Regions from separate parts of the Homo sapiens genome. Here region 1 is linked to region 2. A link is a contact called in ENCODE Hi-C or POLR2A ChIA-PET data. All regions are on one chromosome and are shown on one strand. Each heading gives the region's core, a stretch centred on a gene start or an enhancer-like site at or near the end of the contact. The rest is flanking DNA. Distances are from core to core; before and after follow the strand shown. Region 1 overlaps LOC105377448 (a long non-coding RNA gene). Region 2 holds the start of LINC02172 (long intergenic non-protein coding RNA 2172).

Region 1 (4,646 bases), core at 1,097-3,596, 1.3 Mb after region 2:
TAAATTTGAAATGCACAAGAGGAAACTGGCATATTTTACAAACTATCACCAGAGAAATCATCACCATTCTGATTCTTTCCTTTAGAGCAAGTGTGTTACTTGAGAAAGCCTCTAAGCATGCCTGCACACTCATAGTATTCTTAACTTAAGCAGAAAGAGTGCATTTCCTCATTATGTCCTCATAGCTGGGAGGCACATGAAATGGAGAGTGGGCTGGGGATTCTGTGCTTTGTTAAAGTGAAGGGACAATCAGCATCAGGAACATTAGCCATGGCAGTACACAGGATTGCACAGCGACGTATGAAAAGAAAAATCAGTCATCAGAATTGAATTTTTAGCTGGAGCCTAAGAGGCCAGATTTAATCATCCCCCTAAAATTATCACACAAGTCAATAATTCCTCCCTTCTCCTTGCAAAGGAAAAGAAATGGATTCTTTATTTTTCAGTCAAGCAGGTGGCCTTGAGGCAGCTAACCGGCTGGCTGAAATCTAAATACCTTCGCCAAGACAAAAGTCAGTAACATGATTGATTATCTTCTCATTGGAGGAGAAGAGAACCTCCCCCAGCCAATCAGCATACAGAACTGCTATCAGATTATCAGTGAACCAAACTAGGCTTAGAGCTGATAAACGAAGGTGCCCAAATCCCAGGCGCCAATTGGCTGGGGCTTCATCTACCAGCTCAATTACACTTGATGCATTGATTTCTAACAAGGTTCAGTTAGTTTCTTAGTTGTAAAGCCCCAGCTTTCTTTTTCAGACCTCAAATAAGTATCTACACTCCTAGTCCCTCATTTTAATATATCTGCTTCAACTGGAATTTGTCTGCCCCAGAGTGAATGCTTTCCTCCAGACAGGTTGAAAGTAGAGACTTCTGAGCAGCTCAGAAGCAGCCACAGGCGATCCCTACCAAACTCACTGGTCTTTCTCCTAGGGGTGAAAAAAATACCTTGGATCCATCCCACTTCACTGGAAGTGCACAGTTCAGATTCTGTCTGACCAGTGGTTTGTTGTCTTGCACCCCAAGCACCTTGACAGCAGGAAGTAGAATGGTTCACCCAGAGTGGCCTCAAACCAGAGTTCTTTGCACAGGGAGCTCCCGGGTTAAAGTAGGACCAGACCAAACTGAGTGTGAGGTGGCACTCTTAGACCACAGTGAGGTTCCTGCCTCTGAACTGAAGTTCTCATGTGCATCTACAATATCATCTGGTCTCAAACCCAGGAGGAATATGAAAATTGAGATTAAAAGACCCGGGCTAGACGAGGTGGCTCACGCCTGTAATCCCAGCACTTTGGGAGGCCAAGGCGGGTGGATCACTTGAGCTCAGAAGTTCCAGACCAGCCTGGGCAATGTGGTGAAACCTCCATCTCCACTAAAAATACAAAAATTATCTGAGCATGGTGGTGCACACCTGTAATCCCAGCTACTCAGGAGGCCAAGGCAGAATTGCTCAAACTCGGGAGGCAGAGGCTGTGGTGAGCCAAGATTGCACCACTGCACTCCAGCCTGGGTGACAGAGTGAGATCCTCTCCCCCACCCAAAAAAAGAGACCCTCTCTTAATAAGCAAAAAACAAAGGTTTCAAATTCCACTTGCTCTGTAATATTTACCAAGCCTATCAGTACCTCAAATTTCTCATTGGTAAAATGGAAAGGAAGAGTCACCAAAATAAAACACTAGAGAAAGGATTGTAAAACAGTGAGATTAACTTTCTACTGAATGGAAATCTCACCCATTGTGTCAGGGTAACTCCTCCTGAGACACCGTAGTAGAACGGTGTCCCTTATTCCTAAGAAAATCAAAGAATGCCGTTTACTTGCTGGCTATGTTTTTTTGTTTGTTTTTCCTTATTCCTCTTGAGGATTGCTGGTGTCATGGTTTGTAATGCTTGTTACTAGCCTTGGTATTTGAGCTTAAGAAAAAAGTCCTTGTAGAAAGAAGCTGTCACAGAGGCAAAAGGAGTCAACCAACCACCCATTACCCTAAAACACTACTTTCCACAAAGCTGAGGATGAAAGTCAAGAGTCATCATGTCATGGCACAGAAATCTTTCCTCTCTCCACTCAGGAAGGTTATCTTCCTCTTAAAGACTGAACATCAGACTTGTCAAAAAATGTTCCTTATTGATCTGACAGAGACAGAATATTGAAGTTAGAGAGATATTTGCTGAACTATCTCCCTTGTCTCGGGGAAAAGCTGAAATGCTGTTGTTGACCCTGACCATGAAGATTAGAATAGAGGTTGTGTGAAAACAGAGGTAGTGCTGAGTAGAGGCACCACCTCCAGCCTCGGAATATAAGCCTTGTGATTGATAGAGGCAGGAACCCAAGCACTCGGTGAGGGCGATGTGGGGGTGGGGGACGCGGTTGGCAGCTTGGCTCCTCTCCACACCAACCGGATTAGTGACAACATCACAGGAGTTCAGTGGCTGCTCTGGTTCTGTTTGCATTGTTTCCTTCTATGCTGTTAGGCAGAAGCACAAATACACCTTGTGAGAAAACCTAATATCAGTGACAGGAAGGAATGTTACTTTTAAAGGACTCCTTGCTCAGCCATGAGGCTCCATGCAGAGCCTCCTTCCAGACAGCCCTGATCCTCCTGGGCTTTTTCCCAAGGGGCAAAAAGCCACATTCTATAGACTGCACGACCTTGGGTTACTTGGTGGGCATCTGAGTATGTCTCCTTCCTCAGAGCGCTCAAAGTTCAGTTACAGTTCTATCTACAGGAAAGAAAAGGTAGAGAAAAGCCTTTCTGTGGTTTCTTTTTTTCCACATTAATGGTATCCTTTATACTCAGTGGTTTTTTGAAATGATAAAGAGAAGGAGGAAGGAAGGAAAGAGGGAAGGAAGGAAGGAAGGAAGGAAGGAAGGGAGGGAGGGAGGGAAGAGGACGCTTTTAAAGTCAAGAAAGTGATCAAGAGCATGCTGATGTGGCACTGACGCACAGCACCTGTGGGCATGGAGCAGCGAGAGCAGGGGTTGTAATCACAGAGGGGTCACGCCGCAGCACCTGGGGAGTGAGGGAGGATTCACTATCAGAATTGCCTGAGCAACTTCCCCAAAATACTATCCTCCTCCTCCTCCCCACTAAGATTCTGAGGTTGATTTACAGCGGACAGTGTGGAAGGATGTCCGAATGTGTCGAGTGGAAAAGGCAATATGCAGAAGAGTACTTTCAGGAAGATCCCATTTCTGTAAATAATACTGTCATAATTATATCTTATTCGTGCACGTCATTATAGTCCTAGAATAATGTGAAAGAATACACAGCAGATGTAAGCAGTGGTTTTCTCTAAAGGATGACATGATGATGGGCTTTCACTCTTAAATTATACATATTGGAATCTTTCACATTATTAATCGTTATGTTTCTCCCCCATCTAGTCTCACCAGACCCCTTTATAGTTACCCTGGCATGAACCACAGACCACAGAACAAGAAAAATGTTGCAAATACTCAATTTTTAAGAAAAAAAAATTTGTTTTTGCCCTAAATCTAGGGCAGGAAGATTCTGCCATACACTGACAGAGCAGAGGTTTAGGTAGAACCCCCATGTCTATAGAGAAGAAATGGAGGAGGCATATTACAGGGGCAGGAGTGGGTGACAAGGAGCAGCTATGATCCCCCACAGAAGAGAAAGTCCAGCAGGCCCCAGGGAGCTGCAGCAAGCTGAGAGGGGCTGAGGTGTTGCCGCTTTGCCCCAAGGTGAGGACCACCCATCACCAAGGGTTGTTGTCACCCGGTGGTGTCCCCTGTGGAGTGGCACTGATCTGCTTCCCCAAGTCTACCCAGCACAGCCCTGTGCCTGCCTCCCAACCACCCTCCAGTGGAAAACTCCCAGTCTCCAGTCCAGCAACACCAGACACTCATGAGCTGCCACCTTGGCCCTAATCAGGTGAGACACAAGCACTAGAGAGTGACTTCAGGGTGAAATCGAGCCTTGCGCTGGGCCAGGATGGGAACAAAGGGAACAAGTTTGGAGCAGCTGAGCAGGACGGCGGTGGGACACATTGCCTTTGATGTATGCACATTTTAGAATGCGTCATGTGTTGCTGCATGCATGTGCTGTTTTTGTGATGAAAAACCTGATTTGAGGGAACCCAATTTGACTCAACATTCACTATTTATCAAGTATAACCTCCACATTGACTCTTAAGACCTCCCCTCCCTCAACTTTCTGTCAGACCAAGTCAGCGTCTAATTAATCTCTGAGGACACCTTTCCATCTTCTATAGGCACACAGGCACCACACACCACACAATACACACCACACACACAGCACAGCATGCATACACCACACACACACCACACAATACACACCACACACACAGCACAGCATACATACACCACACACATATACCCACATACTACATTGCACACCATCTATCCTCCACACAACACACTGTACATCACACAACATGTACACAAACACACACACACCACACTATATTCCACACACCACACACATCACACACTATACACTACACACCACACACACTATACACCACACCCGCATACACACTATACTCCATATACCATACACACCACACACACACTCCGACACAGTATCACCATACACCATGCACACACATACACACACACCACACACCACACTATACTTCACACAACATGCACACACACACACACA
Region 2 (4,687 bases), core at 1,104-3,603:
ATCTGCTGCCTCCCTGGTCTCATTACCATTCACACAATTAACTCCTGCAGCTCTCAGCTCAACAGCCAGAACCAAGGACTCAATTTTACTGCCTCTTTGACAATGCTCATTATCATTCATCTAAACTTAAGAGTTCCCAAGCTTTCAACTCAGTGGAAAGTTTTCTTGGGGGAAAGAGATCACACAGAGGAAAGCCTTTGGAATGAAGAGAGAAGGAGCAAAAAAAAAAAAAGATTAAGGACCTAAAATCAACACCTTGAAGTAACTGAGTTTCTAAAATGTGGAATTTTATTTCATTTTATAAGTAACACGCCACATCTTTAAAGACTGCCTCCCTCATATTTCAAAGGCCTGTGTTTGGTCTCCTAACATTTTCACTTAAGGAGCTATGATCAGTTAACAACAATAGTTCTTTCTACTGTCCTCATTGATACTAGGTCCAATTTTGCATCTCGTGGAAGCTTTGGCCAAAACTACAGCTGCCTGAGAAAAAGAGTTTTGAGTAATTTTCCATAGAGAGTAAACAGAGTGTTTTGTTATGCAAGGAGAGAAAGATTCACAAAACATGACAAATTCAAGAAAGCCTATATTTTTAAAGCCTCAGCAGTCCGATTATGTTAAATTGCATAAATATCAGCCTGCTACCTGAAAATTAAAAGTGTACTGTCCCTTTCACCATTTTGTTTCATGATAAATATTTACAAACTGCAGTTTTTAACAAGTTTATGTTGGACAAGAGTGAGGTGATAATAAATGATTTTTTTATAGGTTAAATAGCAGAAGCCTATTATTTATTGACATGTAGGCTACAAGGAGGTTAAAAGAAAACCTCCTTCCTTGATGTCAAATAAGTGATACAAAAACTGCACCTTCTCTTAAAGATATAACTTAATTTTTAAAAAGAAGCATTTAAAACAGTCTGCTCAAATGAAATAAAGCCTCTTTGGAACAACAGAAGAATGATTAGGCTGCTAAAAGCTGTGAAAGCAGTGCTATATATATAGTGAAAGCTATGAAGATTAATTTGTACTTTTACAAAAAAATTAGATAGTGAAAAATAGGTAAACTTTTACTTCAATGACTACAATTAAAAAATATGTATTTATGATAGCACTATTGAAAATTTTGTATATATTTAGCTCTATATTTCATAGAAACAGGAAACAATCTTATTGATACTGATTATCTTGCTTTTCCTTTGAATGCCATACATCAAAACCTAAAATTTCATTACTACATATACATTTTTAATATAGCATTAGGAAAAAAGAAATTTTGGTTAAGATTATATGGTTTGTTTTAAATTACCTAATTTTATAAACCATTCTTTGCTTCTTCCCAAAATGCAAATTTTCTCAAATAAAACCCAGGAGAAAATAAAATTAATGTTTGGGATGTGATATAATTCAAGCTCACCAACATGTAGATGGAGAAAAAATATCTTCATTTTTAAATATTTTAATGGTTATAGTTATAATTCTTGTGTGAAGGATAGGTAATGTATATTTGAATCTATAGAAAATGCATTGCCCCCTGGCTTCTTAGACAAAATAAAAGTGGGTATCTGAGTTCCTTATGTATTTGTCTTGATGTAAGTGATAACATGCCATTGAAGAAATTGTGCACACCTAGATTTCTTAACAGAATAGAACACTCAGTCATTTTTCTATTACGCAAAAGTTTAGTATGAACATCTCTGGTTATTTACAATATTCACAAAGACTTGCACGGTAAGAATGTAAAACCCCAATTCTGACTTCTCTGTACCATGCAGAAGTGTGACTGCAGATTTTTCTAAAAGTTGCATCCACACAAATACAATTTATGTTGTTAGTTGTTTCTTGAATTCTGCTACTCACATGGAATGCTGTCTGGTTCACAGCCTTTGTATTTCTCTTTTTTCCTGTCTCAGACCATTTGAACCCTTCCCTTTCCATCCCCAGAGTTCTGAGCTCTGCCCCAGTATATCCAAAACCAATCTTGCCTGAGTCAGGAAGGAGGTATGAATGTTGGTGCTCAGCAATTATTGATGCTTATGTTGACACTGACACTAGGCCTGTTGCGTGGCTCTAATTAGACTTCTTTATACCTGATGCGTCATCCTTGCCTACTGTCCCACTTCAATAATTGACGTTTAGACACTGTTTGGTTTTGCTAGTTTTATTCTCTCACCATTCCAACTCCAAGTTACTCAATCCTCCTCCAAACTGTTATGACTGTTGTCTTTATATCAGCTGGTGAAATTCCATGATGCTGCCTCTATTTTTGGAATCTCCTCTGGAATCCTCGCTGTTTGCACCACCTACTGTGAGATTGCACTACCAGCAATCTCATCTTACGCTGCCAAGTGCTCAATGAATGATGGTCTGTAGTGTGCTGTCAGATCCTCCAGTGTTCTACTCACCACATTGGATTTTCTTTTAATGCTTTTGGGTAAGTCCCCTAGAATTTACTGTGCTCCTGCAACAGGTTTTGTTTATAGGCTCTCTCTCCTCATGGCTTTGCACAATCATGTTGTTAACTAGGCCTTGCTTGTCATACTTGCCTATGTCCATAACATAAATGAGCTTTTAGTAATAGTTCTTCTTCTTAATGCATTATGAAAAATGTGAACTTCACAGAAACTGAAACACATGCCAACTGCTTAAATTCCATCTCAGTTATTGCAGAAGTCTATAGCATGGAATGTTGTTGAAAATAATAGAATGCAAGCATATATATTATTAATACAAATAGATCTCCAACAGCAACAGATTGTGTTTTATCTTTGTGTATCATGTTAGCAATGTTGTCTCAGATATTATTTTTAAAATTGTACCTAAAACAAAGCAAATCTGCATTAATGAACCAAGATATTTGGACCAAGTCAAGCTCAGTACTTGGCTTACTATTATGCTATAACAAATAGAATCGGGCATAACATTATAGCAAAGATATTTGCTATATTTTCTCTAAGGATTCTAATATGCATCAGTTTTAATATATATAGATATGTGTGAATTCATATATACTTTCATTATTTATTTAATATGTCAATTTAACTTTTCAGGAAATGTAATGCCATACAGCCACATGCTAATATAATTAAAATAATAAAGTGTACTTTCTCTCCAGAGTTATAAGTATGACAACATCCAAATGTTTATTAAAATGTTTTCTAAAAAGCATATGCTCCCAGGCACATGAATTAAATCCCTGAGCAAATACAATGCATAATGAAACAGCTGGTATCACCTCTTACAAATTAAAGAATATACAAATTTTAATATTTTCATGATAAGAGTTAGAAGTAACCTGAATTTTCAAACTCTATCACACATACAAATGTAAACACATATTAACTTATTCTTCATGTGTTAGAAAAATTACTTTTCTGATAAAAAGTAAAATTTTACCATTACCTAGTAAGGAAAAAAAATCTGTGTATATTGCTAACAAAATTGATGTGCTGAATTCAGTCTTTAGACGGACTATCTGCTAATCAATGTTAAAGTGTCATATTCACATTTTGCCTTGAGTCCCCTTTTAAAACCATCATGTTATTAAGATATTGTTTGACTGTTTTGCCCTTAGAAAGTCTCTGTAAATCATGGAATAAAGAATAAGGCTGTTAAGCAAATGTAAAATAAGTCAATCATGTATTGTATGACATATGGGCAATTTCCATTAAAGAAGTTTGTGTGTGAATAAAAGTAAAAATTCTATAAAATGAAATATCAGAGTCTAAATGGATCTGGAAGATAACTGTTATGAATGCCACACTAGTCAAATTCCTTGGGTAGGGTGAATATCATTCCTAGTGATTTTCATTCTGCAATTTGAATCAGTAGTTTAAATATTAGCACTTAACGGGTTTTTTTGTTAATCACAATATAGAGTCAATACAGAGTTCTATTTTATTCTTCAAAGTATTATTTTACCTTAACTATTTGTAATTATAAATGCTAGTTTGGTTAATGAGGTTTGTGATGAATGTTTGTTTTATTGAACTGATGGCATTGATTCACAAAACTTTTTGTACTCCGGGTCATGATTGCCTCTCAAATGAACAGTGGCTCTCCCTTAATCAGCAGTGACACTGAACAGCGGATGTATGATCCTTAGAGAAATGCTGCATTTTTTTTGTCATGATCTTCCCTTTGGTTTCATATTGGAATCACCTGAGGAGCTTTAGAAAACGCTGATGCCTGGGTCTCACCCCCAGAGAGTCTGACTTCATTGGTCTGTTTTGCTTCCTGAGGAGCTGGAAAAGTTCCCCAGGTGATTATAATCTACAGTCAAAGCTGAGACTTATTTCACTAGAATCTTTTTCTTTTTCTTTTTCTTTTTTTTTTTGACAGAGTCTTGCTCTGTCACCCAGGCTGGAGTGCAGTGGCGCAATCTCCGCTCACTGCAACCTCTGTCTCCCAGGTTCAAGTGATTCTCCTGCCTCAGCCTCCCGAGTAGCCGGGATTACAGGCGCGAGCTACCATGCTTGGCTAATTTTTTTGTATTGATAGTAGAGATGGAGTTTCACCATGTTGGCCAGGCTGGTCTCAGACTCCTGACCTCGGGTGATCCACCCACCTCAGCCTCCCAAAGTGTTAGGATTACAGGTGTAAGTCACCATGCCAGGCCTTCACTAGAATCTTTCCAAAAACAAGAAATTTGGCTATGAAAATGATGTCTGTCTTATGCATAAAATATT

The links. A loop is a pair of places that touch in the nucleus more often than their neighbours do. ChIA-PET counts read pairs that join two places held with the same protein, here RNA polymerase II (POLR2A). Pooled maps may share reads with other maps.
Region 1: POLR2A ChIA-PET joins it to region 2 with 11 read pairs in activated T-cell. The contact joins the enhancer-like site here to the promoter of LINC02172 in region 2. A Hi-C loop is called at or near these places in 1 of 168 maps with a recorded cell type or tissue (IMR-90) and 3 of 50 pooled maps. POLR2A ChIA-PET finds 5 or more read pairs at or near these places in 1 of 52 experiments (activated T-cell).

What each region holds. Positions count from the first base shown.
Region 1 is chr4:138,862,785-138,867,430 of GRCh38, forward strand. All of the region lies in intron 2 of LOC105377448 (a long non-coding RNA gene), which reads right to left. Among named protein-coding and RNA genes, the nearest start is that of NOCT, 150 kb to the right of the region's middle. RefSeq lists an enhancer at 3,303-3,804. Within about 2 kb of position 2,347, at least 3 of the 41 ENCODE cell types and tissues checked have a DNase peak (open chromatin) inside an H3K27ac peak, as active enhancers do.
Region 2 is chr4:137,543,378-137,548,064 of GRCh38, forward strand. It overlaps LINC02172 (long intergenic non-protein coding RNA 2172), which reads left to right and starts at 2,354. Exons shown (of 2, transcript NR_146553.1): 1 at 2,354-2,433. RefSeq lists an enhancer at 1-524.